Regions from separate parts of the Mus musculus genome. Here all the other regions are linked to region 2. Evidence: chromatin loops called from intact Hi-C (ENCODE). Cell type or tissue: left cerebral cortex. All regions are shown on one strand.

Region 1 (8,000 bases), 94 kb before region 2:
CATAAGGGCTGAAGTGACCCCAGAGCCATTTTTTGCCTGCGCTTGGGGGATCGGAGCTCACGGCTGTCGGATACGCGCCTGGGTAGCAGCGGCAGAAGGTGCGAGGAGCGATAACCTGTTACTTCCCCAGCACCCGCGTCCCACCGCCGCCCGCGGAGCTGCGAGAGCGCGCGGAGGTTGCGGGGGGGGGGGGGGACAGATGCTCGGCCCGAGGGACGACACGCAAAAGGCGGCTGGTGGGCTGCGCTCTGCGGGGTCTTAGATTTACCCAGATTACCGTTCTCCTCCCTCTCCTCTCATTCTTTCGCCCGCTCCTTCTCCCCATCTCTTCCTCTTCTCTCGCCCTCTCTCCCTCACTCTGTCCACGAACAAACACCAAATAGGGGAACCGCGCACTCTTCTATCCGAGGTCTCTTGCGCCCTAGGCGCAAATTCGCCACCGGGTGACGGTCTCCTTTTTACCCTCTGCCACCTTCTCTGGCTCAGTGAAACGAACTCTGGGGACTAGGTAGAGTAGAAACAGTGAATCTGGGACGGAGCCTCGCTCTAGGGTTGAGAAAGCTAGAAACGAGGTGGGACAAGAAACTGATCAGCAAGGCTTCGACACGCTGCCTTTTGGCTGTCTGGAGTGCAAGGTGACTGATTCTTAGCGGGTCAAGTCCTGAGGGGCGGAGGACCTATTTCTTCTCACCTTGTCTCACCAAAGTCCCTGTCCCCGGCGCTGTGAGCCTCCTTCTTTCCAAGGAATTGGCCAGACACAACAACGGGAGCCAGACACCGAACCAGACGTGCCCGCCCCGCACGCCCTCCCCCCTCCTCTTCTGCCCGTTCACCAGGCTGCTGGGAGCCCAATGGGGCTTGTCTCGGCTGGGCTGGAATTTGCTCGATGAGTGCTCCCTAGTGCTCCTGGCCCTATCCTCACCCCATCCCTCGCGTCCTGCACCCGCCTCCGGCGCCCCTTAGCTGTGAGCCTCACTCGGAGCACCCCGTTGCGCCTCTAGACTTGAGAGTCGCCCGGGGCTACTGTGCTTGCGCCCCAGTCCCAGAGCTAGCGAGCGCCTCCCCACCCCCTCCCACCGACCGCGCACCAGGACCCAGCCAGCTCGCTGCCCTTGGTCTCCCTTCTGTCTCCGAGACTTCGGTGCCCCGGGCCGCAGGACCTAGAAGCTCTCCCGGCACAGCTCTCCCTTCTGTTTGCAGCCTGTTCCTGCGCCCAGTCTGCGGGGGACCCTTGAACCGTAGAGACCCCAAGACCACCGAGCTGATGGCATCTTCCACTCCTTCGCCTGCAACCTCCTCGAACGCGGGAGCGGATCCTAATACTACCAACCTGCGCCCTACAAGTAGGTCCTGCCCCAGTTTCCTATTAAATGGACTGCAGCGAGGGTGGGGGCGCTGGCACTGCGGGAGGCTGCGCTGTCGGAACGCGAAAGGAGAGCGTAGAAATGATGGAGGCTGAGAAACAAATGGGGCCCTATTCCAGGTTCCTGCTTAGAGGTCATTTGGCTGCCAGGGACGCGAGGTTACTCCCAGGGCACCGAAGAGCAGCGAGGACTTCACAAGGGCCGGGCAAGAAAGATCTTTGGGGTCTAAGGGGCAGAGACGTTCAAGGAGCTGTGTTGTGTTTTTGTGTCTGGCGGGACAACAGGGGTCAGAACAGAGGGGTAGTGTGAGGAACCCGGAGTCTCAGCGAGAACAGTTTCCTAGCTCTAGGTTTGAGATGAAACCTGACCTCCTCCTCTCCTTTCCTCCACCCCCCCCCGCCCCCAGCGCTGTACTCACAGTCCATAATCAGGGGAAATTTCGACGTTAATTGCAGCTTTTAGAAAACTCTGGGTCCCTAATTGCTCCAAATTTGCGTCTAGCTATTGACGAGTGAGGGCGAAGCCAGGGGCGTAAAAGGTGCACAAAACTGCCTGAGATTCAATTAATTACATCTTAGAGACAAAAAAAAAAGGCGAGGGAGGGGCATTTAAGCATCATCCAGAGTGACGGGGGGGGGGGCACCTTGGCAGCTAACTAGGAGGAGATGTGGCTTGGCAAGCCAGGAGGCAGAAGCACCCCTGTGCTTTTTTCTAGAGACCTGTCAGCAGGTGACAAGTCTTGGGGAGAATAGAGAAACCAGATAAAAGGGCATTTATGCTTCCCCATCCGATCTGTCTCTAATTCAGCCTGACTTTCTAACTCCACATAGAGGACTGGAGTCGTGGGATTTATCTTTTTTCCATGTTGGGGTTAAGTCTTTCACCACCCCTCTCCCAAAATTCTATCAGCTCCAGACAGCTCTGCGCCCCCTACCACCAGAATCTCTACAGAAGAGGAGCTGCGGGAGATCTGTGTGGTTGAGAGTGCTTTATTGTTGGCGTCTTTATGGCACTTATTGTAAGCCCCGTGAAAACAACAGTTCCCGTGTACACAAGTGGCAAGCTGAAGGCAGGAAACCCCCCTTTGAATTTCTTGGTGCAGACTCTGAGGCAGGAGACCCTAAGTCCTCAGGCCACCTTGCAGTTCTCTTAGCAGCCCCCCCCCCCTTCCTGCACACAGGCAAGCGACAATTGCCCACACAACAAAGCAGATCCCAGGCAGAGTCGTCAGTGCCGGTGGCACGTGATCCAGGCCTTGGCGGTGGAGTCAGCAGTGGGAGCTGGCCTGGCCGAACTCGAGGCCTGCGCCCCTTTTGTCTGTAGATTGAACCCTGATAGATTTATTTTCCAGTCCTCCCCACATCTTACTCCAGTCTTTATCCCCCAACACACACCGTTATTCCTTCTGCAAGGTTGGGGACCACCCTCCACACTAGGCACCTCTACATCCTAGCAGACTACCCCATAGTTCTCAAATGCCCAGCCTCAGCAAAGGCCAAGTCGATAATCTGAGTCCATACAAGGTGTGGTACCTCCGGAAACCACCTAAATGGAGGCCAGAGATCTAAGGACACCCCACCTCCACCTCCCTTCCCTGGGAACCCCTAACCCTTAACTGGAGAAAGCCTGAGAGAGCTTGCCTGCTCTGTCTAATTTCTGTCCTCCCTGGAAGACACACCCCCACCCGCCCAGTTTGCTGTTGGGCTCTGCCTCTGCAGGGTCTACCGGAAGGCGTCCCTTTCTGCTCCAGTATACACCTTACACACCTTGTACCCTCACACCTTATCCCAGCAACCCCCTGGCAAGCAGGAGCCCTCCTGCCTATCGCCTATGGGGGGGGGGGAAGCATTCTTAACTCCGGCTACAACAAAGGGGTTCTCGACCCCCATCTCTCTTCCTACCTGTTTTTTATTAACACCTAACTTGGGGCGTGGGGGACGGCACTGGAATATTTCTGAACACCAACCTCAGGCCAAGTGACCTTGAGAAATTGTAGCCTCTGGGCTGAAATGATTTTGTCACCTGAGTCTTAGACCTACAACACTTTCCTGGGTTCTTCTGGTGATTAGATGAGATTGTAGTTTAAAGAGAAAGCACAGATACTGGGTGGAAGTAGCGCTTTATGCTCCAGGTACTATTATTAGGGGCTTGGTGTTGCACAGATTTCCTGTCTGTCACTGGAATTCCTACCGTGACATACTGTCTCACGACGTCAGGCTGGTTCTTCGCCTCTCTGGGGCTCTGTTGTGCCTGAGGTTTAATGGATGTCACTTTGCTTATCGCAGCTAACACTCCCACACCGCTGGGGTGGAGGATGGGAGGCGCCTTGCTTGGAGGGATAGGAAGGGGATTTCTCCTAGCGCCCATCTCAGGAGTCTGCGGGAAGGCTTCTCCCTCTTTGCATTCTTTGCTGGGAGTTAACGCGAAAGACCCTTAGACCAGAACGCCTTGAGACTGGCCTGGGAGAAAGGGCGGGGGGCGAGGGGCAAGTCCTGCCGCCCGGGTTTCAGACCTGGAGAAAGGTGCTCTCAACAGCGTGTTTCAGACTCTAGAAGTCGGGAGGAAGGGTTAACGAGGGGCAGGTTGCGAAGGGGGGTGGGGTGGGGTTGAGGACAGGACTGGCTGGCGCACTATTGTCTTCTCGCCTCCCCAATCTGACTGGAGCAGCCATGCGAGTCCGATCATCTACTCAAATACTATTTTTCACCCAATTAATTCTTGAACTCTTCCGCGACCCCATTTCATGCCAGTTTATTTTAAGCTGCCACTCGGCTGGAGACCCGCCAAGAAATTATGAGACGTTTGGGTCCCAGATGCCTCTGTGTTCCCTATCTGAGCGGGTGTGTTGTCGCCCTTCAAGTCCGAGGCCTGGGACCCGGGGCTGGGCCCGGCGGGTGGGTGCTGGGTCACGCCAGTGCCAAGGTCTGGATCTTTGTGTGTTGAGTTTGCCTCTGCCTTGGTGGGGATCGCTTGGGGGCGGGGTCCGTGGCTGTGAGGCCCAGTTCTCCAAGACACGGTTTGGTTCCTGAAGTCAACAGTAGGCAGGAAACATGAGGAGAGCTGGGAGCTCTATCTGAGCCAAAGAAGTAGGGTAGCTCCTTGCTCCTTCCAGAACAGCTTTTTCCGTGCCTTTTCATGAAAACCTCCACAGTCCTCGCGAAAACCTTTGCCCTCTACCCAGTTTCTCATTGGTCCGACCAATCTGCTCTCTAATTTCCACCCCCCTGTCTCTCTCTCTCTCTCTCTGCTCCTAGCGTATGATACTTGGTGTGGCGTAGCCCATGGATGCACCAGAAAACTGGGCCTGAAGATCTGTGGTAAGTAAACAGGCCCTCAGGGGCTGGATGGGTCTCGAGGGAGAAGCGACTGAATTTGAAGGAGAGTCCCACATCCGAAGCGAGACTCTAACCCATCGGTCTAGTATTCTAATTGTCTTACTGTTCCAGCGCCCAGCGGATGCGGTCCCTTGGAGGCTCCTACCCTCCTGTGGCCTCTCTCACTTGGCAGGAGAGGCCTTTTCCTCTGGAGTCCTTATAATCAGAAACCGCATAGCTATGGGGACTCATTTCACCCAGTATGGCCTCAGAAATTGGGATACAGCACCCCCAAGCGGCAGCCAGGCTATCCTCGCCGGCGCTGGGCTGCTTGGACTAGTGCGTTCTGCTCTCGAATGTGTAAAATCTCATAAAAAGTGTGAACCGGTCTGATTTTCCCGGCGAACAGACCAAAGGTGCAATATCTATCAAGGCTGTAACTGACCCTTCGTGGTCGCTCACTCCATCCTCCACCCCCCACCACTACCCCCCATTAAAAGTGACTTCCCCAACTTGTGGGGTTTGCACCTAATTGCCACGGTAATTCAAATTTCGTTCCTGGGGCTTTGGGGGCCCAAGAAAGGAAAAAGGTTGCCTGCAGCTCTGGGTGGTCTGTCTAGGGGAGATGTGAGCAGGGCGGTCTAGACCGTTTGTCCTGCAGCTCTTCGATGGCAACAGCGCAGAAAGAAAGGAAGTGGGGCAGGTGCGCAAAGGGGGCTGCAAGGAGGGAGGGAATGTTGGGGAGGGAGGTTGTCTGGCACGATTTGCCAGCAGGAAAGAAAAACAGATCCGAAAGCTAGAGAGGAAAAGAAACGAGAGGATCTGAAATGAAAACGCCCAAGGAAAAAATGGGGGCGGGGGGGGGCTGGGATTTGTTCGAAGGGACACAGCTGAGTGGCTTCGTCTGAACAATGAGGATTTGCTTTTCTGACTACATTTCGCTGTCTAAAATTCTCCAGCCTTATCGGGCCTGAAAATACGGGTGTCCCCAGGCAGGGGGTGGAAAGGCGGGGGAAGATTAACGAGGGGCTTATTAAAGAGCTATCCGTCAGCTGCTGTGCTCGAGATAGCAGCCAAGCAGGCGCGGGGCGCAGAACCCTCCCCAGCCTAAGAAGCTCAGGGAGCCCCGAGGGGAGTGGGTGCTAGTGAGGCCTGACCTTCCCGCACCCTCATGCCCCTCCCCCTGCTTCCGGGTCTGTGGTTGTTTAGAATCGCTGGGGAGAGTGGTTATTTAGGGCCTTTGGAAACCAGCGTCCTTCAGTGTTTGGCCGTGCAGCACCCTCCTTGCATCACTGGGGCTCTGGATCCGGGAGTCCAGTATTTGCGGGTGGCGAAGACCTAGTGCGTTTGTTTAGTTGCGAGACGTAGTTCATTTTCTGGAAAAGCTTAGCCCTTCGGCCATAGGACCCAGAGGTTTGGGGACCTGACCCAATCCCTGGCGCTCAAAACTGGTGGGCAACACCAGAAGCGGTCTTTACGTCGTTGACAGCCCCGAGCTTTGTTCTATTAATAGCCTCTTCCCACTCCCACCCAGCCATTCCTGGCTTAATGGCCCGTTTCCTGCTTGGTCCCTTTTGGCTCTCGCCTTCTGCCTCAGTCGTTGTCGCGCAAGCAGCAACGGACTGGCAATCAGAACGGAAGGAACTCTGGGGTCTCTGGGTGAAGGCCACTTGTCTTAGAGGCTCCTGGCCTGTGGGAGAGGGTGAGTAGGGACAGTGGTCTTCCTGCCTCCCGCTGCTCTTGCTACTGGCTCTTGGAAGACAAGGTCCAAATGGTCCTGTTGGAGACAACCGGGATGTCCTGAAAGGGAAAGGGAAAGGGGCCAGGATAAAGTTAGAGCAGTTGAGACAGGAGTGGAGGCTCTAAATTATTGTTACATTTTCCACCTTGCCTCTTCTAACAACCAATGCCATGAGGTAGTGGACTTGGAGGTGGGTGGCTGTCATCCTTAAAAAGATTTCTCTCTGTGCGCGCGCACGCACGCACACACACACACACACACACACACACACACACACACGAAGAAAGTTACAACCTGAGTGACAGGGAGGAGAGCAGAGGATGAGACTGTCAAGCAAAATAACATAAGGATTCATTTCCCATGCTTTGGGCCAACTCTGGCTTTCCATTTTAAGCTGGAAAGCCGAGTATACTGGTCAACTAATGTTGAGCCTGAATCTATAGCCTCCGCTACACCCCTTCCCCGGACTCACTTAATCCCAGACCCTTCTGCATGAGGAGTACTTCACCTTCTTGACCTAATACCACCATTGCCTTGACAGCCAAGGATCTAATAGTCTCTTTTTACCCTTGAATCCAGCACCCTGGAAGGTCCCAGCATCCGCATGCCTTGCTGAGATGCAGTTCTTAGCCATCCCCTACCCTGCTTCTTCTTACCCCAGGAAATGAAGCTGCAAGGATGGCCATGGGGGGTCACTACTCAGGTTCTCAGCTCCAGAGGCTGAACCCCAGGGAATAATCGGATGGAAGAAACCCAGGGTTCTGCTGGAGATCCGCTGCGGGCGGGCGCGGTGGCATGACCTAGATAGAGTAAACGAAAGCTTGTGGCAAGAACTGGGCTCTACCCTTGTGTTCCATCGCTTTCCTCTGCAGAGGTCCGGAACTTGCTGCTCAGACAGTCCTTCCACACGTGTGTTTAAGTTTTTATTATTTGCCTATTTTAAAGAGAGAGATAGCCCAGGCACTCTGTAGCTCTGGCTTCTTGTAAAAAAAAAAATGTAGGCAATCTGTTAATATGTTGTGTGCCCATTTAAAAGAAGAAGAGGAAAGAGGAGCTCTTTTCTCTAAGTGGCTTTGGTGCTGGGCTTCAGCATCCCCTCTGCCCAGTGACCGTGTGTCTTTATGCCACACCAAGCTTGGAGCTCCACTTGCAAACAGCTGTCTGGAGCATGCCATGCCACTCTCTGGTTCCACAGGGCTCACTGGGAGTAAGAATGAGGAACAGCCACCAGCAGAGGAGGAGTCCGTTTGGGGATGCTACCCATCTTTATTTGAGTGTGGGTGGGTGAACTTGAACCAATACAAGTTCAAGATCCCTTTCTTTCCTGCAGCAGTTACAGGCTAGCCTTAAATGCTGATGGCTGGGGTATAGAACAACAGAGAATATAGGGCAGTCCTGGGCAGTCTCAGGGACCACTAGCCAGGACCCCTTTCTAGTCAGACTGTTGTTGAAGCACCCACTCAATATTATTCTCCCTTCAATTTCATTCCTCCATCTCAGAGAAGCAAATAGCTCCCTAGCAGGGCCTCTCTGAGCCGTGAGGAGCTTGGATCATTTTAAAGGATCTCAATGATTAAAAAC
Region 2 (8,000 bases):
AAAAAATGGTTAAATCAGAGAGGAGTATAGACTTCAGCTCCTGACACAAATGTGTGCTTCCTGGTTTTGACTAATGCTCCAATTTCCTGTAAGATATGAACGATGGGAAAAACAGAGTGAAGAGCACACAAGAACTGTGCGCTGTCTGCAGCTTTTCTGAGGCCTTAAGAACAGTCCCAAGATAATAAAAGCTTGTTTCAAAAATAAATGGGCCAAGCATGATAGTATACTCCTGTAACCTGGGGCCGCTGAGGCAGAATTGTGAATTCAAGGCCAGCCTGGGCTACACAGTGACTTCCAAATCAGCTTGAGTTACCCATTGAGACTTTGCCTCATTAAATAAATAATTTTTGACAATAGGAAACATTAAAGGCACACAAGAATGTCAGTACCATTTGAGTCTGGTGACCACTCAATTTCCCACAGGATCTGTCCCAGTGCTAAATAAGCCCAGGTTTATCAGACATTGCTTTCATGAGGAAGTTCTCAAACTTGCTGAGTATCAGGATCACCTGAGATCCACCTCTGAAGAGGACAGAGCAGCGCTTGGACTTTTACCTTTTTATAGAGTTCCTGATTCCCACCCAGGGTGGAAAGCCAACACTCTACCACTCCCTGTTAACATCGCACACAGACAAATCTGCATCCCTTCATCTACCTACACAGAAGCTGTTCTGTGTCGCTCCTCTGTCACTACCAAAGCACAGGGCAAAACACCCTCCACAGCTGCCATTCTGATATGCAAATATGCGAAATTGTGTTTCTCTTCGAGTTTGCCAGTTCCCAGACAGCAATCTGTTCATTGCTCAGCCCAGCTCTCACTCCGTGTGTTTTATGAGCAGAATCCTGCTAAATTGCCCCTTCCTGGGTACCAATCATGTGGAGTCATACACTGCCCACAGGTCATCAGTCCCTGTAGTCCTGGCAGTGGCCGCTGGGCTTCTATGGCGTTAACATGACAATTTTGCTAAGTAGCAAAGCAGACTACACAACGAAGGGGTTGCCGTGTGGACTGACCCCTTATCTGATCTCTTCAGGAAGGAGCCAGACCTTCCAGGTTATGGGCAGGGAGGGATAAGGCTGCACTCGTCCGTAGGAAGAAAAGTGTCCCTGCCATCATGAGTTGCTTACTGACGATAGTTCAGAATCAACAAAACCCAGATGAAATGCATAAAGGCTGGTTCTATGAAGTAAGCCGCTACTGGTTTGATTGATTGGTTTTAGCTGTAGGTATCTGGTTTGGTGTTTGGTTTTTGCAGAAGCCCACTTTTCTGCTGCCTGTGATGTTTTCAAAATGCCAACTTGCCTGCAGCAGATTCTGACTCAGACTGTGACTGACATGGCCAATAATTTCCCATGTGTTTTCCTCCACTGTGTTGAATTTATTTACATTCGCTTTGGCGGCATCCTCAGGATCTTATTCATTACCTTCCATTTGAGCATATGCCCCAACAAAATGAAGAAGGCAGACTGATACCAGGAACAGGAGTAATGGGTATATTTTTTTAAAGGTCTCAAATCTGTACCTCACCTGTTAGTAACTGCCACACAACAGACATATTGATGAGGCAGAAATAGAAGCCACATTAACTGTTTGTGAAGTTATTTAATTCAAATCAGTAATGTTTTAAATTTTCCTCCTCCTCTTCCAGGAAAATGTGGGAAAATAAGAGGTTGAGGCAGGGGATTTGCACATGCCAAGCAAACACTTCCTGACAAATACTAACACCATGTTCCCCACCATAAACTCTAGATCTAATAGTGAATGGATGCTATCATACCAGACCTGCTCCAGGCTCTACCACTGAGCTACATCCCTCAGCCCTCAAAAGCTGGATTCTTAGCCCAACTGAAAGGCAAGCCTATGGTGATGGCTGAGATGTTACCAGAAACTAAGGAGCTAACTGTTCCAAGAGCACACAACGAGAAGAGAGCTAGTGTGAATTTCTGGGGTATGAACTTTTGAGAAGTGCAGGAATTGTATGAATTAAGTCATGCATGAGTTAAGTCAAGCTAAAACGTGTTTGTCAGAGAGGAGATCATCTCTGTTTCTGCTCACTTGGATGTCCCTCTTACCATGGAGTTGATTTGTGCTGCTGCTGCTGCTGCTGCTGCTGCTGATTCCCTCAGTCATATCAGAGCTAGAGTTTCCAAGCTGTCATCATGGACAAGGGACCAGCAGCTCTCCAGGAATCTTCTGCGCTTCTGGCAGCAGATTGGAACGACTGAGGCACCCTGACTTGTGGATTGAGTAACCACTGGTTGTCAACTCGAAGAGAGAAACAGCCACTGTGGGGCTACTTGACGCATTCAGCCCCAAGGATCAAGTGACTACCGAGTTTTCAGCTCTCAGGTGTGATTCTTCTCTTGTTACTATTTTAAGCTGACAGATTAAATTTACATATACTATTTTACATATACTATTTAGATTTATATATACTATTTTATATACTATTTAGATTTATATATACTCTTTTGACACATTTATATATGTGTGTATATCCAAATTTATACACAAACACACCCATATATACATTTATACATATATATACATACATACATACATATGTGTTTCTCTGTGTCTCTGTCTTCTGTCTCTCTCTCTCTCTCTCTCTCTCTCTCGTGTGTGTGTGTCACTGTGTACTCTGGTCTCACTTTCTAACTTATTTCCTTAAGACAGGGTCTCTAGGAACCTGGCACTAGGCTGGTAGCCAGCAAGTCCCCAAGCTCTTTCTGTGTCTACCTCCCCAGTTCTGGGGCTACAGACTCCTGCAGCAATGGGTTGGCTTTTTATGTGCATTCTGGAGATCTGAACTTGAGTCTTTGTGTTTGCCCAGTGAATGACTTCACCCTGAGCCATCTCCCAACCCCTAAGCTAAAACTTTGGCATCTGAACATATCAGTACCATGAAGGAGATTATTAACTGCCCAGCAGGATAAGATGATTATCAACAAATCTAGTTCTTATATTTATTGTCTTGTATTAAATATTGATTCTTTGCATTAGCTGCCAGGCACTCCAGTACATACCAGCAACATGCAACCAACTCTGCTGCACTCCCTGCTCTTGAGAAGTCATGTGACCACACCTTTCATTTATTTAACTATGGACTCGTGGGGTCTTTGAAAGATACTATAATTGGCTTATTAGCAGCAAAGAGAGACGTGGTAATTTATTTTCAATTTTTAAACAAAAATTGTTATAAAAAGGCAGGTCCTTGAGCAGTATAGAATACATAAGAACCCAAGATAAATACATAGTTACCACTCAGAAGTCCATAGTATAGCCCCTTCTCTTATCATCCCAGACAGTCCTATGTGGAGGAATGCACTAATGTATACTTTATTTTTAAAAAATCATTTTATATGCCTATAGGCTCAGTCTGTCTTCTAACTAGCTCCCTACCTCAGTAATTATCTTCCTTTTCATTAAAAGAAATAGTCTTCTCCTAAATCTAATATTCTAGCAACCATATTCAAGTTTCTCCAATTGCACCAAAAATGCCATTTACAAGCCAGGCACAGTGGCATATCTCAGCTACTCAGAAGGCTGAGGCAGGAGAGTCACTGGGAATCAGGGATTTAAGACTAGTCAGGAGAACACAGCAAGATCCCAGCTCTCTCTCTCTCTCTCTCTCTCTCTCTCTCTCTCTCTCTCTCTCTGTGTGTGTGTGTGTGTGTGTGTGTGTGTGTGTGTGTGTCTACACTGAGGCTGGAAGAGGGTGCTAGATCCCTTCGAGCTGAAGCTATAAGCATTATAGACAGTCTATTGTCGGTGCTGGGATCTGAATTCCCATTGACATGACTGAGCAGCCAACACTTTTAACCCGTAAGCCTCCTTCCTCTTCAGCCCTAGGAATTTTTTCAGATTGGCCTTCTGTTAGCTTTTTGTCAATGACAAAAAAACGACTTAAAGGAGAAAGAAAGATTTGTTTGGCTTGTAGTTTCAGTCCATAGCTGTTGGCTCCATTATTTTGGCAAAGCTGTTCATCTCGGGGCAGCTGTGAGGCAAAGAGAGAAAGTAAGCGGCAGGGTTCTACTCCCTACTTTAAGGACAGACTCCAACTTCCTTCTACAAGGTCCATCCCTTCAAGGTTCCTCCACCTCCACAGGCTAGGGACTATGAAACCTCTGGGCTTCACTCCAGATCCCAATGCAAGCTCTTCCTGGTATTTCTTAGTTTTGTCTATGGGTATCTCTTTCAGTCCAGTCTTCTTAATTTCATATGATTCTGATTCCATATGGCGAACTGGTCAGCTGTCGGGAAGAAAGGTCCCCGTACTGTATTCCCCTGGCTCTTTAGAGCACCACTCATTTGCTCCTCTACCTATCCTTTAAACTAGACTATCTAACTGGTGGCGTGTTGGGTTAACTATGAAAAACCATTTGGGACTAGAATACTTCAGAACCCTTAATAATAGCTCACACTGCAAAACACCAAAGACAGTCAACACCTGGATGGGACACCATTACTGAAAGTCAAACTATAGCATGGGGAGGAGACGGGGCAGGGAACACTGAGAGGGGTGCAGTGGGGCAACAGGCAAAATTCCAAGGAAATCCAACCCCTGCCCCTCGCTCCTGCGTAGCTCCGTAGTGTTCTATCAGGACGAGAAGAAAAACAACAAAACAGTAACCGCTTTTATTTCAGGGAACACTGCTCTTTATAAACGTGAGCTGAGAATACCTGATATTCCAACCCCAGAAAGGCACTGTGAACTATCCTCAGGTATACAATCTTATTAAACAAGACCTAAAACAAAGCAAGCGCCAGGCGTGCTCGGCATCTGCTCCCTTCCTCTCTGGCCTCTGGTCACCAGGAGGCGCTGCGACCAAATACCCTTCTGCGAAGGTAGAAACGCGCCGAGATAAGTCTTGTCTGCTCCGGGGCCCCGTAGCGAGCCGTCGCGTTCCGGGCTGTCTTTCCGCTTTCTCGCGCTCCCTGCCTCCGCCCGCTGCGCTCTTCCGATCGTTCCCTCCGGCTCCCGTCAGGGGGCGCTGTCTGCGGCGTGGCAGCGGCCGTGGCTGCCGGGCGACGATCTCCCGGCGGGCTGTGCGGCCCGGCTCGGGCTGCTGCAAGTGCCACGTCCCAAGAGCTACGCGGAGTCGCCAAGCGGGCGGTGCGCGAGGCGGAGCAGCGCTGAGCCGGCCGGGTCGTACGGATCGCCCGCCGCCATGGGCTCCTCGCAGAGCGTCGAGATCCCGGGCGGCGGCACCGAGGGCTACCACGTTTTGCGGGTAAGGCCCGGGGGGACGCCGGGGCGGCCAGGCCCGAGTCCGCGGAGCACCCTGGGCGCGGCTGCCGGCGACGTGGCCCGGGACCCACCACCCTGGCTCCTGGCCCTCCGCACGGCCTCGCCGCGCACTGGCCTGAGCTTCAGAGTTAGGAAGAGCAAGGGGCGCCGCCTCCAGAAGGAGCCGGAACCCGTACCTGTGTTCTCGGGGAGGGTGACGGAGCCACAGGCTAAGCGGAGATGTCACGACCGGTGTCGGTTCATCTCGGCTACCCCTGGATGCTTGCAAGGGCCACCTGGACAGGGAAAGGAGCACGAACGGCCTCGGGCTAGATTTGACAGACTTAAATTTAGTTGATTTTTGATAGGACTTTTCCGTTCCGGGTCGCTCCTGACCCTTCCAGATCTCTCCAACATTTCCTGGAGGAGAGGAACTTCCGTTCTTCTTTCTAAGATGAAATAGTCGGGGAGATTGAGGTTTAGGTCCGCGGAGGAGAGTTTCCAAAATAGCCAGGCTTGATGAGGAAACGCAGCGCCAGACACCAGGGGTCAAAGACACATCCGCCTGTGAACGGTCCTTTCCTCGTGGAACCAGGAATGTGGTGACACCTGTGTGAGTGCTAACATGGGCTGTGAACAGAGTGGCCTCAGTCTGCATCGCCATTTAGGGACAATCTTCTCTGAGAGTGTGCTTGCTTACCTTCATTTTCTGCCCTGGGTCGCATGTTCTGAATGAGATAACGTTTTAAAATAGCCCAGATACCTGAACGATAGGACTGTGATTGGTCACCTGGTTGTCGGGATTGTGGTTGTCTCTCCATTCCACTCAAAAGAGACTTTTGAAGCCCTTGTTTTTCCAGGGTGTTTCTTCATATGCCATATTACTTTCCTATTTCCTTCAGCTAACCAAACTCCTAAATCCCACACTAATAGGAAACACAGGAGAAAGAACTGCTTCATCCCGGGTTCGTAGGAAAATTAATGGCGATGCTTTTTCATCTGGTCTGATTCTGAGTTGACTCATGTGAGGTGTATTATCCTGTTACTTGCAGATTCTGAGTGTGGCCATGAACCCTTAGGGAGCTGCAGTATTTTTATTATAATAAACACCCAGGGAAACCTAGTAAGACACATTAGTGTTAATGAGTAGGAAAAAAAAATAGTCTTTAGGGTCTTAGATGGATCTTCATGTCAACAGAACTTCAGTTTAATGAGCTCATTCCTATGGAAGACAGTTGAAGTATGTCGTCTTCATAGGTGTGCTTCGGAGGATTTCTGAGTGCACACATAGTTAGTACAGGTGTGTTATTACTCTCTTCCTTGAGCTTTAGAAATAGTAGGGGCAGCCCCAGTTACCAGTCTGCATCTGGAGCACAAATGTTACAAAATATGAAATCATTGTATAGAGGGTATAAACCAAGGGAGCTTTAGTGATTATGTCATGAAAGCAAATGTTTTTAAGTTTTTAACCCTCTCTCTCCCTGATTTTGCCACTCATTGCCTTACCTCTGTTTTCAGAGAGAAAAAAAGAGTTCTCTCCCTCCTATCCGTTGCTTCCTAAGGCATGGTGGTACGTCCCACTACAGACCCCGATCTTGTGAGCCAATGTGTCTATAGCAGGAAACTTTTGAGATAAACTCACCCATGTTTGAACTGATGTAATTTCACTTTCTGTGGTAACTACCAGTTTGCTGGCCGTTCACTTGTTAGTGGTAAAAACACTATTTGCTCTTCTGATGCCCGTATCTGCTGCTATCTTACAGGAATCCACATAATCAAGTAAACTTGGAGAGATTATTTTCAGTACTTACTGCTCAGCTCTGCTTTACAATCTTTGGGCAATCGGAAACAGACCCAGCAATTACTCTAAGCAGAGTACTTTATCTTCTTAGGTGCTATGAATTTCTGTCTTCCTGTCTGTTCTCTTAGGTGGCGTATACGTGTTTTTTTCTGCCTTCCCGCATGGTTCGGTGCAATTGTGATCCCATTATATATTTACTGTTATCCCCATTGCAGAGGTGACTGACCACGGCAGGGTTTCTCCTGCGGTCATTCAGTGTGTTTTATGCAGAGAAGCATCTCTTCCCACACCTCATCTGCTTTTCTCAGGTTTTTGCTTCTTTGTGTAACTGGTGGAAGCATATGATACCTACTGTGACTGTGATGTTTCCTAACAGGGCCGTGAGGTTCACTGCATTGAGCTTCATAGGAGAATGTGGTTAACTAGCACCTCCTGGTGTTGAGCACGGAGTTTTCTGGTCTTTAATTCTTCAAAGGATATGTTCAGACCCTTAAATTCTTTTTGTTTCACTTGAATTATACATTCCAAAATTACAGACTTAACATTCTGTAAGTACTGATCTTCATTTTACTAAGTTGCTGTGTTTTCTGGTTATCCGTTCTTTATAGAACACTTAAACACATTTCAAGATAAAGTTTCATGAAATTGCACTGTCTAAAGGTAAATACTGCTGGAGTTTTTGTCTTTATTTTCCTGTGCTTTCCTCTACCCCCTATATATATGCCACAAAGGTTTTGAATGCTGTGGCATAATGAAGTTGAGTGTGGGCAAAATATATATTAGAGTGGGGTGTGGTCAACCACACCCATAATCCAGCACTTGTGAGGTAAGGCAGGATTGCCAAAAGTTGAAGACCAAGTTTGAGTACAAAATGAGTTTTAGGCTACTCTTAGTTACAGACTGAGACCCTGTTTAAAATCAAGAACAAATAAAGATAGATTAGTCATACAGCCTAAATAATTAGC
Region 3 (8,000 bases), 550 kb after region 2:
AAACTAAATCAATATAAGAAACCCAGGGAGAATGAACATCCTCTCACCACATCTGGAGGGTATAAGCTCCTTTAATGGGGCACTCATAATTCCCATTACAGTTAATGGGAGGTGTGTGTGTGTGTGCATGCGTGCAGGCAAAAGGACGCAGGCTCACTGTCGCTATCTGAAAATGATTCCTTTTGTGTTGATCTCCTAGCTGTGTTTTCATCCTGCCTCTTAAAACCATTACACCTAACAGAGTTTTGAGTGCATTATAGGTAACTTTAGGAAGCCGGTCATTATCTCCTCTCTCTTAACCACATAATAGGGGGTAGAAAAGTGAGAATCCGGTACATACACCACGCTGAGTAGAAGGAACTTGCCTTGAGTTTTTGAGCCCCTCAGCCTATTTTCTGTAATGTTCAGTGGTGAATCACTCTTAAGTGCTCTATCATTCACTAGGATATGTGCTTCATGCCAAAGGTTGCCAGATTACAAAAGTATTCTCAGCTCGGAAAGGACTCCGAATTCCCCATCACCTTATTTTGACACTAAGAGGGAAAATATGTGCATCAAGACAAGTAGAGGAAATAATGGGGAAAAAGCCCGTATTACGTTAACAATGCAGCAAACACTCTGAAGGAAAAAATACAGACTAGAACAATAATAAGGATAATAGAAAAGTAATGCGGTTAAATTATGAGAGACTTGCTGGTCAGCCCACGAGCACTCCCCTGTGGGAAGCGAGTTTCTTAAAGAGCTTCCCTTGCCCGGGAGAGGAAATGGCAAAGTTAGGATAGTTCCAAAGTTGGGAGAAAGCCCTTTCTTCTGTCAGTGCTGCTGAAAGGGTCAAATACAGTTCCTGAAGGTGAAGTGTTTAGAAAAAAAATTTTAAATTCCAGCAGCTCAGAGGAGCTATTAATATTGAAAAGATGAACAACTGTTCAGTCCCAGAGGCAGAGCCTCCTGATCTTGGAGAACCAAAGCAGGATCTTTGACAACCCCTAATTAATGTGGGGTAAAGTAGTAGAGACCACACACTTTATGCAAAGGTCTTGGGAAAGATATTTCTTCATAGAAATATATTTTCAACTTTCAAATATGTCATTTTAGCAAAGGTTTATCTAACCAAGTGATAATAGAGGTAAATATTAAATGGTGTGATAGTCCGGGACTGGAGAGACTGTTCAGCAGTTAAGAGCACATACAGTTCTTCCAGAGGACAGGGGTTTGAGGCCCCTTACCCACATCAGGGAACTCACAACCATCTGTAACTCAAAATGATGCCTCTGGCCTCTGCAGGCATCCATACTCACAAGTCTACACCCTACACACAATACACATAATTAAAAGTATTTTGTAAAAAGGCACCATTGCTAGAAAGCTTCATGCACTGCTGTCAGATTTAGCTCTCTTCCTCAGTGATGTAGTTTTTTGGTAGTCTGTGTGATGAAAGTACACAGGGCAGTAAATGCTATGGTTGATTTTTATAAAATGTCTGGCGAGTCCCATGGCTCCTTGGAGACCCTGAAGCTCTGGGTAGCAGAACACAGCTGTGACTCTTTCCTTTTCTTTTTCTTTTTCTTTTTTTTTTTCTTTTTTTGTTTTTTCAAGACAGGGTTTCTCTGTGTAGCCCTGGCTGTCCTGGAACTCACTCTTTAGACCAGGCTGGCCTTGAACTCAGAAATCCACCTGCCTCTGCCTCCCAAGTGCTGGGATTAAAGGCGTGCGCCACCACTGCTTGGCTGTTCTTAACTTCTTGATCACACACTATATAAACACAATAAGGAGGACCCATCTTAAAGACAGAGTTCAGTGGAATCTTCTGTGATACCTAAGTGTGTGTTACCTGCACCAGATCACGGCATGAATCTGCACCAGCACCCTGTGCCCCTTTCTTTCTTCTTTTTTTTCCTCTTTCTCTCTTTCTTTCTTTCTTTCTTTCTTTCTTTCTTTCTTTCTTTCTTTCTTTCTTTCTTTCTTTCTTCCTTCCTTCCTTCCTTCCTTCCTTCCTTCCTTCCCTCCCTCCCTCCCTCCCTCCCTCCCTCCCTCCCTCCCTCCCTCCCTCCTTTCTTTCTTTCTTTCTTTCTTTCTTCCCCCCAGGTGTCTATTTTATTGGGATTTGAGTTTCACTGTAAAACTCCCAAGGGAAAGAGTTTTTTGATGTCTGAGAGGTCTCCTTTTTCACAACATACAGAAGTCATGAAACCATATGTCCATGGCAGATCAGATGGGAAGAGCTGGGGCTGGGGAACCACATGACAGTTTCAGGTGACTACAGTTATGTGAGGTGCAGCCCAACGTCACCGGACTTTCTGTTTATTCTCGATGAGCTGCAGCATCAGCAGCCACTCACAGGGCTCTGTTAGACACAGTGGGGACTCCAAGGGAGCCTGAAGATTGCAGACAGCAGAGACCATACCATAGGGCAATGCACACAGCCTGGCTCATCAATGGATTTGATGTGAGAACTTTGCCCATTTATGAAGACACTCCCCAAATTCCTGCTGAGTGAGTTTCCAGCAGCTTTGGGGCATTTTCTCCTGGCAATCGGTCCAGGTTTTGTTGCTGTCTTACATGTTGTATTTCTGTCTTCTAAATACATTTACAAGTCTTCAGGCCCCAGCTGAGCAATCACAAGGCAAACACTCCAACACTAATTGACAAGATCTGGCTTGGTCATTCTTTTCTCTCTCTCTCTCTCTCTCTCTCTCTCTCTCTCTCTCTCTCTCTCTCTCTCTCCTTCCTTTCCTTTTGCTTTTTAAAGGGAAATGGCTGAGAAGACTTTTCTTTTCCCCTCTGTACGGAATAAGAAACAGGAAGTGGTATTCTTGCCCAGGCTATCTTAGTCATCGGACTGGGGCAATTGTCCCTCTTCTCTGAAGCTGTCCCTGACACCAGTATATAATTCCTAACATCAGAAAATGAGCCCATGGTGTCATTGTCAAGCTTTGACAACAAACATGGCCGGACATCAGAACTCTAGATTGGCCTTCACGGTCTGTGAGTGACTGATCTCAGTCTAGGCTTGGATATATATGACTTTGCTCTTCCTGTGGCTTCAATCCTCAGTTTTAATTTTAGCCCACAGCCATTCTGAATTATTTGTTGATTCTCTACTATGCTCTACGCTCTCATCTTTGTACTTTAACCCTATTTTCCTCCTCCTCTTCCTCCTCTCCCTCTGTCTCCCTCTCCCTCTCTCCCTCCCTCCCCCCTCCTCCTCCTCCTCCTCCTCCTCCTCCTTCTTCTTCTTCTTCTACTCCTTCTCCTTCTCCTTCTCCTTCTCCTTCTCCTTCTCCTTCTCCTTCTCCTTCTCTTTCTCCTTCTCCTTCTCCTTCTCCTTTTTCTTCTTCTTCTTCTTCTTCTTCTTCTTCTTCTTCTTCTTCTTCTTCTTCTTCTTCTTCTTCTTCTTCTTTTTCAGTACCATGGTACTTTTCTGAATCTTGTTTTCATGATTAATTTTTTCTTTCTTTTTCCCTGGCTGTCCTGGAACTCACTCTGTAGACCAGGCTGGCCTCAAACTCAGAAATCTGCCTGCCTCTGCCTCCCAAGTGCTGCGATCAAAGGTGTGTGCTACCACTGCCCAGCCATGATTGATTTCTAATCAACTTTCCAAAATCAAAGACTCGTACCTGGAAGCATCTCTTAATGAAAGTATTTTTTTTCTTACCTACCTATTTCTATGACTTAGTTACACAATCTCATCTTAACAGTTGATGGAACTGAGAACCCAGTGTTTCTCCGTTGAGAAGAGGAAAGTTTGTTTCAGCTCTGAGAGTGTGCAGCTCCATTCCTGGTACATGATGAATGGCTACTCATAACAATTTTCAAGTGACTAAACAAAAACTATTTGGAAAGAAGGAAACAAAGTCTGCATAACTAAACGCTCTTTGAAATTTTAAAGCTTCAAATTTGAGATCAATATTAAACTTAAACAATGTTCTTCCTGTCAGTTTTCTAGAAGATAAGAAAGTAATGCTTTGGTATTACCTTTAATATTTAGCAAATAACGCTTTAATACTTGGCAAATAATGCTTCAGATTATTCAAATAAATTCTTCAAGCCACATGCATCAGCCCATGCACTTCTGGTAAATTCTTATTTCAATTATTTTCTTTATATTAAAAATCTAACCAGATCCAATAGTATAAAATGCTTTCTTACCAAACACACTTTTTGGAGGAAACTATTCTGTTATAAAATACTAGAAATTATTTTTATGCTAATTATTTTTTTGTTTTGTTTTGTTTTGTTTTGTTTTTAGAGACAGGGTTTCTCTGTATAGCCCTGGTTGTCCTGGAACTCACTTTGTAGACCAGGCTGGCCTTGAACTAAGAAATCCGCCTGCCTCTGCCACTGTCTCCGGAGTGCTGGGATTAAAGGCGTGCGCCACCATGCCCTGCTTAAATTAATATATTTTTATTTAAAGATTTATTTATTTTATTTATACAAGAACACTGTAGCTATCTTCAGACACACCAGAAGAGGGCATCAGATCTCATTACAGATGGTTGTGAGTCACCAATGTGGTCGCTGGGAATTGAACTCAGGACCTCTGGAAGAGCAGCCAGTGCTCTTAACAGTTGAGCCATCTCTCCAGCCCCAATATATGTTTATTTTTGATCTTGTGTCACATGCTACAAGAATCCTCAATAATCCATGGCCCCTGCAAATCAATCTACGAGCACATGCCTATAAATAAACTTCTTAAAATGCCCTTTTCTCAGGTTCATTATGGAAAAACAGGACTTAAGATTTTGTTAATGTTGGGCCACAGACCTTAAGCAGCACATGCTGCATTGTAATCATTGTTCCACGGAAGAAAACACCTTCAATACAAACTCTGGAATGTTCTCATTAGCATTTTAAGGGCAGAAAGATGGCCTTGGTGCTGGGGACAGGAAAGCTAAGACTGACTACATATCCCAGCATTCCTTGCCTCTAGTGGGACCACAACTCCCACAGAGCTTCGCTCGCCCAGGCAGGGCGCCTGGTTGCCGGGACTTGAAGTTCTCTGGAGGTATTGAGGGCTCCGCCCCAGGATGTGAGGTGTGGTTGTCCAGCTTTTGCCAAAGCGGAAACGCTTCGGGCCCCGGGCCGGTGTATCTGTTTCAACCGGGAGATTCTGTTTTACAAAAGGTAAGTCACGGAGAGGCCGCCCCTCTGCGCTGGGCGGCAAAGACTCTGATTCTGTGTGAGACCGCGTCTCGGCGCAGCCATTTGTCCCTCGGCTCTCGCCGTAGCGGCCGCCGCCCATCCCTCTTTGTGTGCTTGGGACGCCGCGGATCTGCGGCGGCGACAGTTGGAGAGGGACGTTCCCGGGAAGTTACCGGCCAGAGAAAGCGATCTCCACTCCGCCACCTGACAGGTCGGTCGGCCGCGCTTCCTTCAAGTCCCTTTTGCCTCTGATGGCCGCTTTGGAGCTCGTAGGGCCGCCCGGCCGATATTCTGACAGCGCCGGCCCGGGTGACTCAAAGCGGCCTGGGGAGGCCACCAGGGCCCTTGGCAACCCTTCGGGACCCTCCGCAGGCGGCCTGGACCCTCGGGATTTGTCCTGCACCCGTCTGGTGGACCTCGGACACACCCCAGCCCGGACCGCACCCTCTTGGCCTTAAGCCTAGGGAGAAAGTAATTCCTTAAGCTTTGCTTGGTTTTTATTAATAAAGATCACTACTACTTGGGTCAGTAGCAATGACCAGGCACCTAGCGTGTGTGTTGGAGGTCTCTGAACACTGTGATTGTAAACATCATTCTAGACACTTTCCTTTTTCCGGAGTTTTAAGAAAATGAACCTGTCAGTCACGGAGCAGAGGCCCTGACCTGTCTGATAATGAGGGAGCTAACTGATCGCCCGTGCTTCAGCGGGACAAAATAGTTAGAGTTGAAGGAAGAAGTATTTCTTCAAACTAGATTCCAGGCAGTATTGGTATATTGTTGACAATTGGTCCTAAACAGAAAATAATATGTATTATTTATCATACATAATACAAAAAAAAATCATACAGAGTGATGTGTATGGAAACTTTCTTCAACAGCCCTTACAGTATGAAGCTTTTTAGAGACCTGAAAAGAGTGGGTGAAGAAACACGAGCTTTGCTTTGCGAGTTTGTTCAAATGACTTGGTTGGGAGTATATATAAGAGTGTATATTCTAGCTGCATATGTATCAAAAGATGGCCTAGTCGGCCATCACTGGAAAGAGAGGCCCATTGGATACGCAAACATTGTATGCCCCAGTACAGGGGAACGCCAGGGCCAAAAAGGGGGAGTGGGTGGGTAGGGGAGTGGGGGTGGGTGGGTATGGGGGACTTTTGGTATAGCATTGGAAATGTAAATGAGCTAAATACCTAATAAAAAATGGAAAAAAAAGTGTATATTAAAGGGATTTCCTGTTACTTGCTCACTAGTTTTTGCCCACTGTCCTGTCTTTCTGAAGTACGCTACCAAGAATTCTCCCTTTTTCATTTACATAGAAGAATGTTTTTCATTTTCATAGATGAATTTTTCCTCCTTACCAAATTTGCCCTTAATCCAACTTTATTGTGATCCTAAGAGATTCCTAGACTTTTCAAGAGGTTATTAACCCAGTTTCCTTAATCAAAAGCATTTAATCCTGCAGTTGTATGGAGAGAGACACTGACAAAGGTTGAACCAGTAATGTAGAGAAGGTAACAAGGTCCTGGCTCCTACCTTACATTGAGTCCCTAGGTTACCTTTCCAGTTCAGAAAGCTCCTCGTTCCTCCCTCCCTCCTGCATAACAGTCAGTATGAGGACACGCTTGTGTTCGTAATCCCATCTACTTTGCAGATGGATCGTTTAGCAGCTGTGAGCTCAGTGTTAAGGTTGCTATGCTGTGAAGGTAACAAAAACCATAAAAACACAGCCCCCAACTCATCCAGATGACTATCTACCATGGAACATTTCAGGCCCATATAGATAATCATAAGAATGCCACAAGAAGGTGTTAGGTGGAAATATACTGTTTGATTGATTGTCATGGAACATCTATAGAATTTAAAAGAATTTTTAGGAACTTCCTGTTTAGCTATTCAGTGTTTTATTAAGTTTCTGGGAACAAAACACAGACATCTCTGGTAATAGTTTTGGTTTCATAGCTGAAGACATAAGCATTCTTTAAAAGCCTGTCTTGCCCTGTATGGCCCAGGCTGCCTGGAACTCAGAATCTTTGTGCCTCCCTCCTAGAGAGCCCAGATTACAGGTGTGAACTATCATACTCGTCTAGAACTTAAAACCAACAGTGTCGTTTGTTTTAAGCATTAGTTATGACTTTTATTATCTAGTACTCAAATACAGAGACATCAGAAAACATGGAATCTGGGTGTGCTGGCTAACTCTGGCACACCAGAGTCTGAGATAGGAGAATCGCCATGAGGACATCCTGGGCTACATTATGATTTCAAGGCCAACCTGGCTACAGTGACACATTGTTAAATTTGGGCTTAGGAACATGAAAACATCTATGTACTAGCTGTTGTGCTCAAGTTCTAGGAAATATTTCTTCATACATTTGTGTATAATTTTTCTTACATTTTAACAGTATGCATATATGGTTTTTGCTATTTTAAAAGTAGAACTTGTGTGTTCTCTATGGGTACCATTGAAATTCTTAGCTTCTTGGTACACCTCTTGAAGTACTTTTTTAAAAAAAGCCTGTTGCTTGTTCTTTTAAATCAATGTAATGATTATTGTTAATGTTGGCATGCTTTTTAAGGTCACAACCATGTCGGACAAAAGTGATTTAAAAGCTGAGTTGGAACGTAAGAAGCAACGGTTGGCCCAAATCAGAGAAGAAAAGAAGAGGAAAGAAGAGGAAAGGAAAAAAAAGGAAGTATGTTTGATTCACTAAGACAAGCAAAACCCTTGAGTATGAGTCAGGGCATTCCATAATATCGTCAGTACCAGTGCAGTTCCCAAGCTGTTATTGCCTGTGCAGCATTATCAGTGAATTGTACTTTGAAGGCAGGTGTACGAAGATGAGGAAACTGGTCCAGGGT

What was found. A loop is a pair of places that touch in the nucleus more often than their neighbours do. Peaks named below come from ENCODE experiments on the same cell type or tissue, not always from the same donor. Only the 100,000 strongest peaks of a DNase experiment are listed, where the experiment ranks them.
Region 1: a loop joins it to region 2, with 7 times the contacts of the local background. A loop is called at or near these places in 4 of 42 quality-filtered maps.
Region 3: it touches region 2 in a loop (3-fold over the local background); 2 of 42 quality-filtered maps call a loop at or near these places.

What each region holds. Positions count from the first base shown.
Region 1 is chr2:70,562,568-70,570,567 of GRCm38, forward strand. It overlaps Gad1 (glutamate decarboxylase 1), which reads left to right. Exons shown (of 17, transcript NM_008077.5): 2 at 1,201-1,343; 3 at 4,619-4,681. The coding sequence starts at 1,265. It overlaps Gad1os (glutamate decarboxylase 1, opposite strand), which reads right to left and starts at 790. Exons shown (of 3, transcript NR_040496.1): 1 at 692-790. In left cerebral cortex, a CTCF peak has its summit at 4,983; DNase peaks (open chromatin) are centred at 607, 4,328, 4,921, 5,979 and 1 more place; H3K4me3 peaks cover 2,636 bases; H3K27ac peaks cover 1,612 bases.
Region 2 is chr2:70,656,523-70,664,522 of GRCm38, forward strand. It overlaps Gorasp2 (golgi reassembly stacking protein 2), which reads left to right and starts at 4,987. Exons shown (of 10, transcript NM_027352.4): 1 at 4,987-5,238. The coding sequence starts at 5,176. In left cerebral cortex, CTCF peaks have their summits at 4,908 and 7,500; DNase peaks (open chromatin) are centred at 1,269 and 4,908; H3K4me3 peaks cover 2,019 bases; H3K27ac peaks cover 1,318 bases.
Region 3 is chr2:71,206,722-71,214,721 of GRCm38, forward strand. It overlaps Dync1i2 (dynein cytoplasmic 1 intermediate chain 2), which reads left to right and starts at 5,225. Exons shown (of 16, transcript NM_010064.4): 1 at 5,225-5,353; 2 at 7,718-7,834. The coding sequence starts at 7,727. In left cerebral cortex, no CTCF peak of the experiment used is centred here; a DNase peak (open chromatin) is centred at 4,986; H3K4me3 peaks cover 1,319 bases; H3K27ac peaks cover 783 bases.